Regions from separate parts of the Homo sapiens genome. Here region 2 is linked to region 1. The links are chromatin loops, found by intact Hi-C in ENCODE. Cell type or tissue: B cell. All regions are shown on one strand. Links, peaks and the distances in the headings refer to the core of each region. The heading gives the core; the rest is flanking DNA.

Region 1 (5,384 bases), core at 94-5,093:
GCTTTCACTATGTTGTCCAGGCTGGTCTCGAACTCCTGACCTCAAGTAATCCTCCCGCCTCTGCCTCCCAAAGTGCTGGGATTACAGGCGTGAGCTACCCACCTGGCTGAACAACGTATTTAATTTATCAGTCTCTGACGGACTTTCCATTCTCCTCTCTAACAATGTTGCTATTTTCACCATCAAAAACAGGCTGTCTTGTCCATTGCTGTTCTAAAAATAACAACAGTAAATTAGAAATAGCTTACATGTCCATCAACAGGGAAATGGTTAAACTACAGACTACTATGCAACAGTTTAAAAGAATGAGGGTGAAATTTCTACCAACATGAAGAGTTTTCAAAGTCCTATTGTTAAATGAGAAAAGCGAATTGAAAGAAATTATACTATGTCATCAAAAAAATATTTTTTTTGAAACAGGGTCTCACTCTGTCACCCAGCTAGAGTGCAGTGGTAAGGTCATAGCTCACTGCAGCCTTGAGCTCCTGGGCTCAAATGATCCCCCTGACTCAACCTCTCAAGTAGCTGGGACTACAGGCACATGCCACCACACTCAGCTCACCAAGCTTTTTTTTTTAAACACACACATCAGCGGGCCATGGTGGCTCATGCCTGTAATCCCAACACTTTGGGAGGTCAAGGTGGGCAGATCACCTGAGATCAGGAGTTCGAGACCAGCCTGGCCAACATGGTGAAACCCTGTCTCTACTAAAAATACAAAAATTAGCCATAATCCCAACTATTTTGGAGGCTGAGGCAGGAAAACTGCTTGAACCCAGGAGATGGAGGTTGCCATGAGCCGAGATTGCACCGCATCCTCCAGCCTGGGCAACAAGAGTGAAACTCCGTCTCAAAAAAAAAAAAATTAAAATTAAAAAAAAATTAAATGAAATAAAACACACATATCAAAGATATGCTTTACATATATGTAAAATCATACAAAATAGATCTAGAAACACCACACTGCTAACCGTGGCTACTTCTGGAGAGAGAATTAGGACCAGAGGCAAAGGGGTAAAAGGTTACTTTTGCTTTGTCTGTATTGAGAACAACAACAAAAACCCCTCAAATTATGGCCTTTTCTCTGGGAAAACAAAAAGGGAGACGCTCACCATTTATTAACTCACATTCTGGTGGATCTCTCATATTGTTGGCTTATGGGGTCATAACCTCCAAGGGTAGAACCAGTGCCTTTGTACTTTACATAATCTGTGTCTCTGTTGTCCAGTATGATTGCTACATGTGGTTACCGAGCACTTGAAGTGTGGCTAGGCTGAATTGAGATAGACTGTAGGTCTAAAAATACATGCCATAAATCAAAGATTTAACATGGAAAAAAGTAAACTATCTCATTAATAATTTTGTATCACATGTTATTACATGATATTATTATTTGTTGAAATGGCATATTAAATAGAATATACTATTAAAATTAATTTTACTTGTTTATTTTACTTTTTAAAATGTGGCTGCTGGAAGAGTTTAAATTACATATGTATAGGTGGCACACATTACATATTTATTGGACAGTGCTGGTCTAGGTGATAAAAATTTTAAACCTGCTAATTACCTGAATAATTGTATAAATTACTGTATTTGTATCGTAAACAAATTTTTCCATCTAAGAAAAGTTAGATGCATGTTTCCACAACTTTGGATCCGTTTTGGCTGGTTTACATTCAAAACGTACACTGATATTTCCAGGACTTTAAACTGAGCTTCTGTTTTCCCATCTGTAATATTACCCACCTTGTAGTATGTTACAGTGATGTTTACAAGGGATCATCTACTCAAGTTCTTTAGTCTACAATTGTCTAAATGTGAAGTCCTCTTTGGGCTGGAAGCCTAAAGTATATTATGGTTTTACCCCTCCTTGTCCTTCAATGGCCCTACAAAAGCCTAATAAATGTAAGTGTCCTCCTCCTTCCTCTATTCAGTTGTAAGAAAGCACTCATTCACCTATCAATTGTTTCACGTGGATTTTTTTTTTTTTTTTTTTTGAGACAGAGTCTCACTCTGTCGCCCAGGCTGGAGTACAGTAGCACCACTTTGGCTCACTGCAACCTCCACCTCCTGGGTTCAAGCGACTCTCGTGCCTCAGCCTCCCAAGTAGCTGGGATTAAAGGCGCATAGCACCATGACCGGTTTTTTGCTTGTTTGTTTGTTTGTTTTGTATTTTTAGTAGACAGGGGGTTTCACCATGTTGGCCAGGCTGGTCTGGAACTCCCGACCTCAGGTGATCCACCCGCCTTGGCCTCCCAAGGTGCTGGGATTACAGGCGTGAGCCACTGTGCCCGGCCCCACCTGGATTTTTTTAAATGACTTTTTCCAAGTTAACTCCACTTAATATATTATCTCCTTCTGTTCTTTTTTTTGTTTCCTTCTTTTGGATTTGTTCATCATATTCTTATAAAATTAACACTTCATTCTCAAAGCTCCTTGTTCTCTAAGAAACCACCACCAGGTACCCACCTCCTCCCCACTCCCTCCCACTGTGTCCCCTGCAAATACAGACTTCCTAGAAAACCATTTCCTACAGCCTCAGTGATTTGGACATAGCTGTTTGTTTGAAGCAACCATTTCCTTACATGCTCTAATTTCACTTTCAGGTTATACGTCCTTGGTTATTTGGTTCTCTAATTACAGATCCCCTTTTCTAGAAAGGAAGTACAAAATCATTTTACCGTATGTTGTAGCACTGAAATCTGTTTCCCAATCTTTTATTATAAAAGAAGTTGAACTTACACTGTTTAAGATCTATTAACTTTCCTGCAGGCAAACTATTCTTCAATGTTTAAAAAAGTAATTGAGCCAGTCTTTTTCTCTCTCTCTAAAGAAAAAAAATGTTTTGCTCTAGTTCTCAGTTGAAATTTCTAATAAGGGGTCTTAGTAGACAAAAGGGATAACAAAACCTGACATGTGTGAGTGCTTATTATAAATTAAACATTGTATATGTACTTGATAGTTAATATTTCCAACAATGATTCCTAAACACTGCCTAGGGAGAAATTGCTAGGTGCGTTCGTTACCCTGTCTTCTATTTGTCCTTTTTTTGTTGTGTGCTCAGGAAAACCTCAGGGCCCGGGCTTCCCAATACTGGTTTCGAATATTCACACCCGAAGTCACTAATCTTTCTTGTGAACACCTTGTAGTTTGGCCCTTGATTAATTCAATCAGTGATTAGCACTTCTACAACAAGTGTTAATCTCTCTTTTGAAATACCTCTCAAAGCCCAACCCTTTACTGAGGATTTCTGCCCCAGTCAGAGTATACTGGAGAGGATTTCCCTATTGTGAGCAATATCTACAAGGCATTTCCCCTGCACACCACCAGTTTGGGAAAGGCCTGCTTCAAAGTCCTGTTGCACAATTAAAGCACAGAATTATAGGCTCAGGTTTGCACCTACTGCATGCGGTAGACTCCAGCTGAGCATAGCTAGTGATCCTGTTAAAAGCAGGGGCCAGGCTGGGCATGGTGGTTCATGCCTGTAATCCCAGCACTTTGGGAGGCCGGGGTGGGCAGATGGCTTGAGGTTAGGAGTTCAAGACCAGCCTGGCCAACACGGTGAAACCCTGTCTCTACAAAAATGCAAAAATTAGCCGGGCATGGTGGCACACAACTGTAGTCTCAGCTACTCAAGAGGCTGAGGTGGGAGGATCACTTGAGCCCAGGAAGTCAAGGCTGCAGTAAGCCAAGATCGGGCCACTGCACTCCGGCCTGGGTAACCAGAGTGAGACCCTGCCTCAAAAAAAAAGAAAAAGAAAAAATATTTTTTTGTTTTTTAAAGCAGGGGGCAGATTCTTTTGCAAAGCTGGAGGCCTTAATCAATAAGAAATAAAAATAATTTTAAAAAAACAGAAGAAGAAGAAAAGGAGCCAGATTCTTCAACACCAGGAGACCAAAACGAATAAACCTCCAGAGGGCACCCCCAGCAGTTCAGTCTGGGATGAGGGGACTCGAGGCCGGACAGAGCCGAGCTAGGCACCGTTCTTGGGTTTCCAGCCACCCAGATGCTCAGTTGCTCAAGTGTGACAACTAGGGCCTTCTCAGAAGCAGCCGGTACAGCCTCAAACGCTTCAGCTGGCAGGTGTGAAGGCCTCCAGCTCTTCGAGAGCAGTTTTCTTCCTGACAATGGGTGTCTATCAACTAACAAATAAAATTTGAGATGGACCCTGCAATTGTCCTTCCCATTTTACAAGGGAGGATATGGGTTTGCCTTGACCACTGTCTAGGCTCACACTCCGCAAGTGGCAAGCCCTGAGAAGACACCCCACATGAAGAAAGACAAACACAACCAGCTAACTTCTCCTCTTGCATTTGAAAGAGAACAGCTTTGATCTTAGTTTCATGGTAGGTGGTCAGCTTTCATTGATTTCAACTTTTTTTTTTCTAAGTTTCCCATAAAGGAAAATTTCTCCATCCTCCCCACTACTTCCAGAATACTGGGGGATTTCTCTCAACATAAAAGAATGTTGGAGTCTTTTAATTTCTAAGGGATCATGGCAACCAATTTGAATATTTTTCTCTATAGCACAACAGTCATGTCACAATCTTACCTTTAGAATATGTTTTCATTCTTCCCACTCATCAACTCTTTGACATAGGTACAGAAAATATCTTCATCCTATTTTGCAGATCTGAAAGTAGAGGCCCAAAAAGATCCTGTGTCTGACTTAAACCACACAGCCATGTTACTGAGTGGGGCTGAGATTTAAACTCAGGTCCCTCCAACTTCCATGGCCAAGACCGTAACTACCATGCTCTTAGCCACCATAATCAGGAGCCCTGATTGGGCTTCTTCTCAATCAGTGGGATCAAAACTTGGTGTGAACTAATTCTTAGCAGCAGAGCAACGACTAGAAAACAATTGGCAGGCATCCACAGCTGCACCAGGCCAAAGAGAGTATGTATTTGTCCACAGCCAAGCCAAGGGAATGGAAGAGCCCCAGAGCCAGGCATGGTGGTAGCAGCCAGTTGTACAAAGACCCATGGAACTGGGGCCAAAAGGAGTGAGAATTCCAAAGGAAGTCAAGGGCAGCCATGAGTGAACATGTGCTTTCATTACGCTTCCCTTTCATACTCTCCTAGACCAGATGAACCTGGACCAATGAATGGTTCTTGAGCTTTATAGTAAGATCTCTGAGGAAGGGTTGGGGGTGCTTATTAAAACACAGATTTCTAAGTCCACCTTATTCCTATGAATCAAAATCCCCGAAAGTGAGACCCCAGAAGCTTGTGTAAACAAGCTTCCCAGGGATGCCGACCACACCTGGAGAAGCAAGGACCAGATGGCAGAGGCGGGTCTGCAGGTGTGTGTGGCTTCCTGCAGTAAAGACAGCTCTGCCTGCTCCTGCATTTAGTTAACAAAAGCAGATGAGCAGGAG
Region 2 (5,384 bases), core at 117-5,116, 52 kb before region 1:
CCTCAGTCTCCTGAGTAGCTGGGATTACAGGTACATGTCACCACATCCAGCTAATTTTTGTATTTATAGTAGAGATGGGCTTTCACCATGTTGGCCAGGCTGGTCTCACACTCCTTCCCTAAAGTGATTGCCCTGACTTGGCCTTCTGAAGTGCTGGGATTACAGGCATGAGCCACCACGCCCAGCCCCAAGGAGTGAATGATTTAACGTCTGCACTGAGAAGGTTGCGGAGTAGCAGGGCACAGACAGGCAGATTGCAGATGCATGTGGAATTATTTTTTGGCAGTGGATATTGACTTCCAGAGATCAATCCAAAATCTCTTTTCAGGACTCCTGGAAGAAGAAAGATACACCAGGAAGACCAGCAGGACAGGAGATGCATTTTGTGTCCAGTATAAAAGTAATTGGCAAAGTAAGGATTTGACTTGTAAATAAACTCTTAGTCATTAGGAACTTAACTTTGCGCCTTTTATCTACAGACTAATGACCTGTCTTGGGAAAGCGCCTCCCTCAGAATGAGGTTGTAGAGTGCAACTGCTCTGGTCTGGCATTTAACTACTTGAATTCAAATTCCAACTCATCTCTTACTAGATGTCAGGCCTCAGGGAGTTACTTAACTTGACTAAGGCTCACGTTCTTCAAGTGTGAATTAAGGACAATAAGAATCCCTAGCTCACCAAATTATGTGAGGATTAAAGAAGATAATATATGTATTATGTTTAGCCTAGAGCTCAATCAACATTAGCATTGGCGACTAGGGTTATCAGGCATTTGCTAGTAAGCCAGAGAGCCCAGCATTTTAGCCTCCTCTTTGATAAAATAAAAATAAAAACCAGACACATAAATGTTCTTTTTCCTAATCATTAAAAAAAAACCTGATTGTGTATCAGGGTTTTCTGCATGTTTGGTGGATGTAAACCAACTGAAATATGTTTCCTGCTTTTGTAGAGAGGGAAACAGGAACATGTCTTTGGGTTGGATTCTTGGTTCCAGACCCATTTTAGTGAACCCTCTGGATCCTGCGCTTTTAAGGCAAGCACCTTTCGTTGTCCTTGGGAGCAGTGCTCACTCATCCTTGGAAGCACATATCATGGTGGTGAACAAATCACTGAGTCTGTCTCCATTTCCAGGAACTGCTCCTACATCAGGCACAGGGACGATGCCTGTATTGTTCACTGCCCAGCCCAGTGCCTTGCATATAGTAGAGGCTCAATTAATAAGTGAATGATCCACATGCAAATACTTGTCGTATTAAGCTTAATGTTGTAAATGGCATGTTTTTCTTTTTTTTCCTTTTTTTTTTTTTCTGAGACACAGTCTTGCTCTGTCACCAGGCTGGAGTGCAGTGGCGCGATCTCGGCTCACTGCAACCTCCGCCCTCCAAGTTCAAGTGATTCCCCTGCCTCAGCCTTCTGTGTAGCTGGGACTACAGGCACGTGCCACCACGCCCAGCTAATTTTTTTTTTTTTTTTTTTTTTTTTGAGACAGAGTCTCGCTCTGTCGCCCAGGCTGGAGTGCGGTGGTGCAGTCTCGGCTCACTGCAGCCTCCACCTCCAAGGTTCAAGCAGTTCTCTCCCGAGTAACTGGGATTACAGGTGCCAGCCACCACGCCCGGCTAATTTTTGTATTTTTAGTAGAGACAGGGTTTCACCATCTTGGCCAGGCTGGTCTTGAACTCCTGACATCGTGATCCACCCACCTCGGGCTCCCGAAGTGCTTGGATTACAGGCGGGAGCCACCGCGACGGCCCACTCAGCTAATTTTTTGTATTTTACTAGAGATGGAGTTTCACCATGTTGGCCAGGATGGTCTCGATCTCTTGACCTTGTGATCCGCCGCCTCGGCCTCCCAAAGTGCTGGGATTACAGGCGTGAGCCACCGCGCCCGGCCAAATGCATGCTTTTAGAGGTAGGGTACACATTTACAAAAAGATTCCCCTCCTCACCCCTGGGAACCCTATCATTATCCTCGCAAAACTTTACATCATTCAAATGTTTCTTAAAGAGTTTTAGAGCTCTTGTTATAGAATTATAGAACTGTATCAAAATGTAAAGTACAGGCAGTCTTTATACATTGGCTCTGATAAACTAATCCTTCCCAGTGGCTTTTAGCCACTCGTTTCAGATGTCCACCGTCGCAGGGGCCCTCCTCCAGCTTCTGCCTTTTTGGTGTGGTGACCCCAAGTGGCCACACTCTGTAAGTGCAAGAGAATAAACAAAGCCCAGCTGGTCTGGGAGGATTCCTGCTGTAAAACCCTGTGCAGGAATCGGCTGTTCCATAAAGATCTGGACCCCACGGTGGAGAACAATAGAAGGAAATTTGAAATTGAAGCCAAATAAAATCAGTTTTTTTCTAAAATACGGGCCAGTCCTCAGAGGAGTTCAAAAGCAACTAGCCCCGGGTTTTGTTCATTCAACAACTATTTTTATTAAATGTTTGCTGTGTACCATGTTCATGTATTAAGCTCTCAGACAGGGCTGGCTCATGGTGTGTGACCTACGCAGTTGCCTTTGGTTCAATACCCTGTCATCACCATCTTGTAATTCTTAATAATTTTTGAAAAAGGAATCTACATTTTCATTTTGCCCTGGGCCCCACAAATTATGTTGCCAACCCTGCCCTCAGAAAAATGTCCTGAAAGCCCTCAAAACTAAACATTTTAAAGTCCACTGAGCAGTTAAAGAACAATATCATTTTCTCTGAGTTCCATTCTCTCTTTCCTTCAAATAACACACCCCCCACCCCACCAACTCCACCACCACCACCAGTTTATAAGACAAGCAATTGTCCCTGCTCCCTACTCTTACCTTCCTTCTCCTTGTTGGTTTTCTTATTCGTCATCCTGTTCAATGCACTCTCTATTCCTCTCTCTTTCCCTGCTTAGCCTTCCTTTACTGCCCTTTGCCCTTTCTCCCTTTCCTCTCCCTTGTCCGATTTTTCTCTCTCCTCTTGGCAAAATAGGATTTGAAATGTAGCTAATGAAATGATGATGATGATGATGATGATGATGATGATGACAGCTGACATTTACTCCCTGGCTAGGGATATTAGCATCCCTAAATCTTCCTATTCCTTACCCTTTTTTTTTTTTTTTTTTCTGAGACAGAGTCTCGCTCTGTTGCCCAGGCTGGAGTGCAATGGTGTGATCTCAGCTCACTGCAACCTCCACCTCGCGGGTTCAAGCAATTCTCCTGCCTCAGCCTCCTGAGTAGCTAGGATTACAGGCGTGCACCACCACACTCGGCTAATTTTTGTATTTTTAGTAGAGACAGGGTTTCACCATGTTGGCCAGGCTGGTCTCGAACTCCTAACCTCATGATCTGCCTGCCTCGGCCTCCCAAAGTGGTGGGATTCCAGGCGTGAGCCACTGCACCCGGCCTGGTTTTTATTCTTCATAGCACTTATTAACACTTTTTTTTTTGGTGTATTTCTGGCTCTTTTCACTAAAATACAAGCTCCCTGTGAGCATGGACTTTCCAGATCTTGATCTTGCTGTATCAACGGCACCCAGACCACTGCCTGTCACATTGTAAATGTGCCATTATTATTTATTTACTAAATGAATGAGTGAATGAGCATTTGCTATGAGACATTACATTTCATTAATACATTTCATGCCTAATTCAACTAATCCTTTCAACAGCTCTATTAGTAATTATAAAGGCAGAATTTGAACCCATATCCTTCTGGTTCCAAAACCCATTCACTTAACCACTAAATAAGCAAAACTGTCCCCCTGGTTGGAATATTTGGCTCCTAAACATAAAAATGTTTTTAAAGTTTTATCTAGTGTTGCAATAAACATCACATAGCTAATGATATCACTTAAATGTCCAGCAAAAATTGGGTAACTGTATAGCCGAGTCTCATAAGACATTCCAGGCTTTTTGGAGGTGCAACAGATGCAGCAAGCCTCTGTCACAGTTAGGCCCAAATTTATTTCTGAACAATTTCTCTGGACTCCATTTTTATGTAGAACGCTATACTATTCTCATTAGAGATTAAATCAGGTCATGATATTGCATTAGTATAAAATATAAGCATTAGTGAATGTGATTTTTCAAATTGACACCTCTCTCCCCTGCATATAATGCAACCAAAATAAAATTTACATTACTGTAAGCCAGGCACAGAAATGCAAATACTGCATGATCTCACTTATATGTAGAATCTAAAAAAGTTGAACTCAGAGAAGTCGAGAGTTGAATGGTAGTTACCAGAGGCTGAGGAGAGACATAGATGGGAAAAGGAAAGATGTTAATCAAAGATGTTAATCAAAGTTTCAGCTGGACGGGAGAAATAAGCTTTGGTGATCTACTGCACAGAATGGTGGCTATAATTAATAATAATAATATACTGCGTATTTCAAAATTGCTCAAAGTAGATTTTAAGTGTTCTCACCACAAAAAGTATGTAAGGTGATAGATATAATAATTAGCTTGATTTAATCATTCTACACTGTAAACAGACAGTGAAACGTCACGTTATACCCTATAAATAGGCTGGGTATGGTGGCACACACCTGTAATCCCAGCACTTTGGGAGGCCAAGGCAGGCGGATTTCTGGAGTTCAGAAGTTCAAGACCAGCCTGGACAACATGGCGAAACCTCGTCTCTACAAAAAATACAAAAACTAGCCAGGCATGGTGGCACACACCTGTGGTTCCAGCTACTCAAGAGGCTGAGATGGGTGGATTGCTTGAGCCCAAGAGGCCACTTGAGCCAAGACTGTGCCACTGTATTCAAGCCTGACTGACAAGAGACAGACCCTGTCTCAAAAAAAAAAAAAAGTTCTACACTCTAAATATATGCGATTATTATTTGTCAAATTAAAAAAAGTTTTAAAAAATTTACATAACTCAATATTTCACACCTGCTCAGAATTTCAAGGTGTTATGCATGATTGTTTACTTCAGGACTCTAAAGTATGTATTTATTAAGTCATACTAGAATATCCATCCCAAATGGAAACTAGACAATAATAGTCAACACTAATATTTATTATTTACTCTGTGCCAGCCAACTATTATGCTAAGCACCCTATAGACACTAATTATTTGAGATAGGTTTTATCATAATCCCCACTTTATAGTTTCAGAAACTAAGGCCAAAATCATACAAGTAGTAAATGTTCAGTCCAGATTAAAATCTAGACCTTTGATCTTAATGAATATACTTGATAAAATAAGATTTAATACAAATCTTACATTTATAAAGATATAAATAGCAAGAACATTCTAGAACATCCACAGTTAAATTTAACTACTTATTTTTTGTTTTAGTATGTCATTCTAAGATTTTATAGTATATACAGTTTAGGGTTTTTTTTTTTAATGTTTTCTTTCCTTTCCTAAAAGCACGTTATCTTTATTCCTAAAAACATT

The links. Peaks named below come from ENCODE experiments on the same cell type or tissue, not always from the same donor. Only the 100,000 strongest peaks of a DNase experiment are listed, where the experiment ranks them.
Region 2: it touches region 1 in a loop (3-fold over the local background); 1 of 110 quality-filtered maps calls a loop at or near these places.

Annotation. Positions count from the first base shown.
Region 1 is chr10:92,787,864-92,793,247 of GRCh38, reverse strand. No RefSeq gene overlaps it. Among named protein-coding and RNA genes, the nearest start is that of EXOC6, 58 kb to the left of the region's middle. In B cell, for the core only: no CTCF peak of the experiment used is centred there; DNase peaks (open chromatin) are centred at 2,597, 3,247 and 4,037; H3K4me3 peaks cover 625 bases; H3K27ac peaks cover 3,266 bases.
Region 2 is chr10:92,840,074-92,845,457 of GRCh38, reverse strand. It overlaps a transcript of EXOC6 not described here. Among named protein-coding and RNA genes, the nearest start is that of EXOC6, 5.8 kb to the left of the region's middle. In B cell, for the core only: CTCF peaks have their summits at 1,961 and 2,161 (motif pointing left); a DNase peak (open chromatin) is centred at 2,167.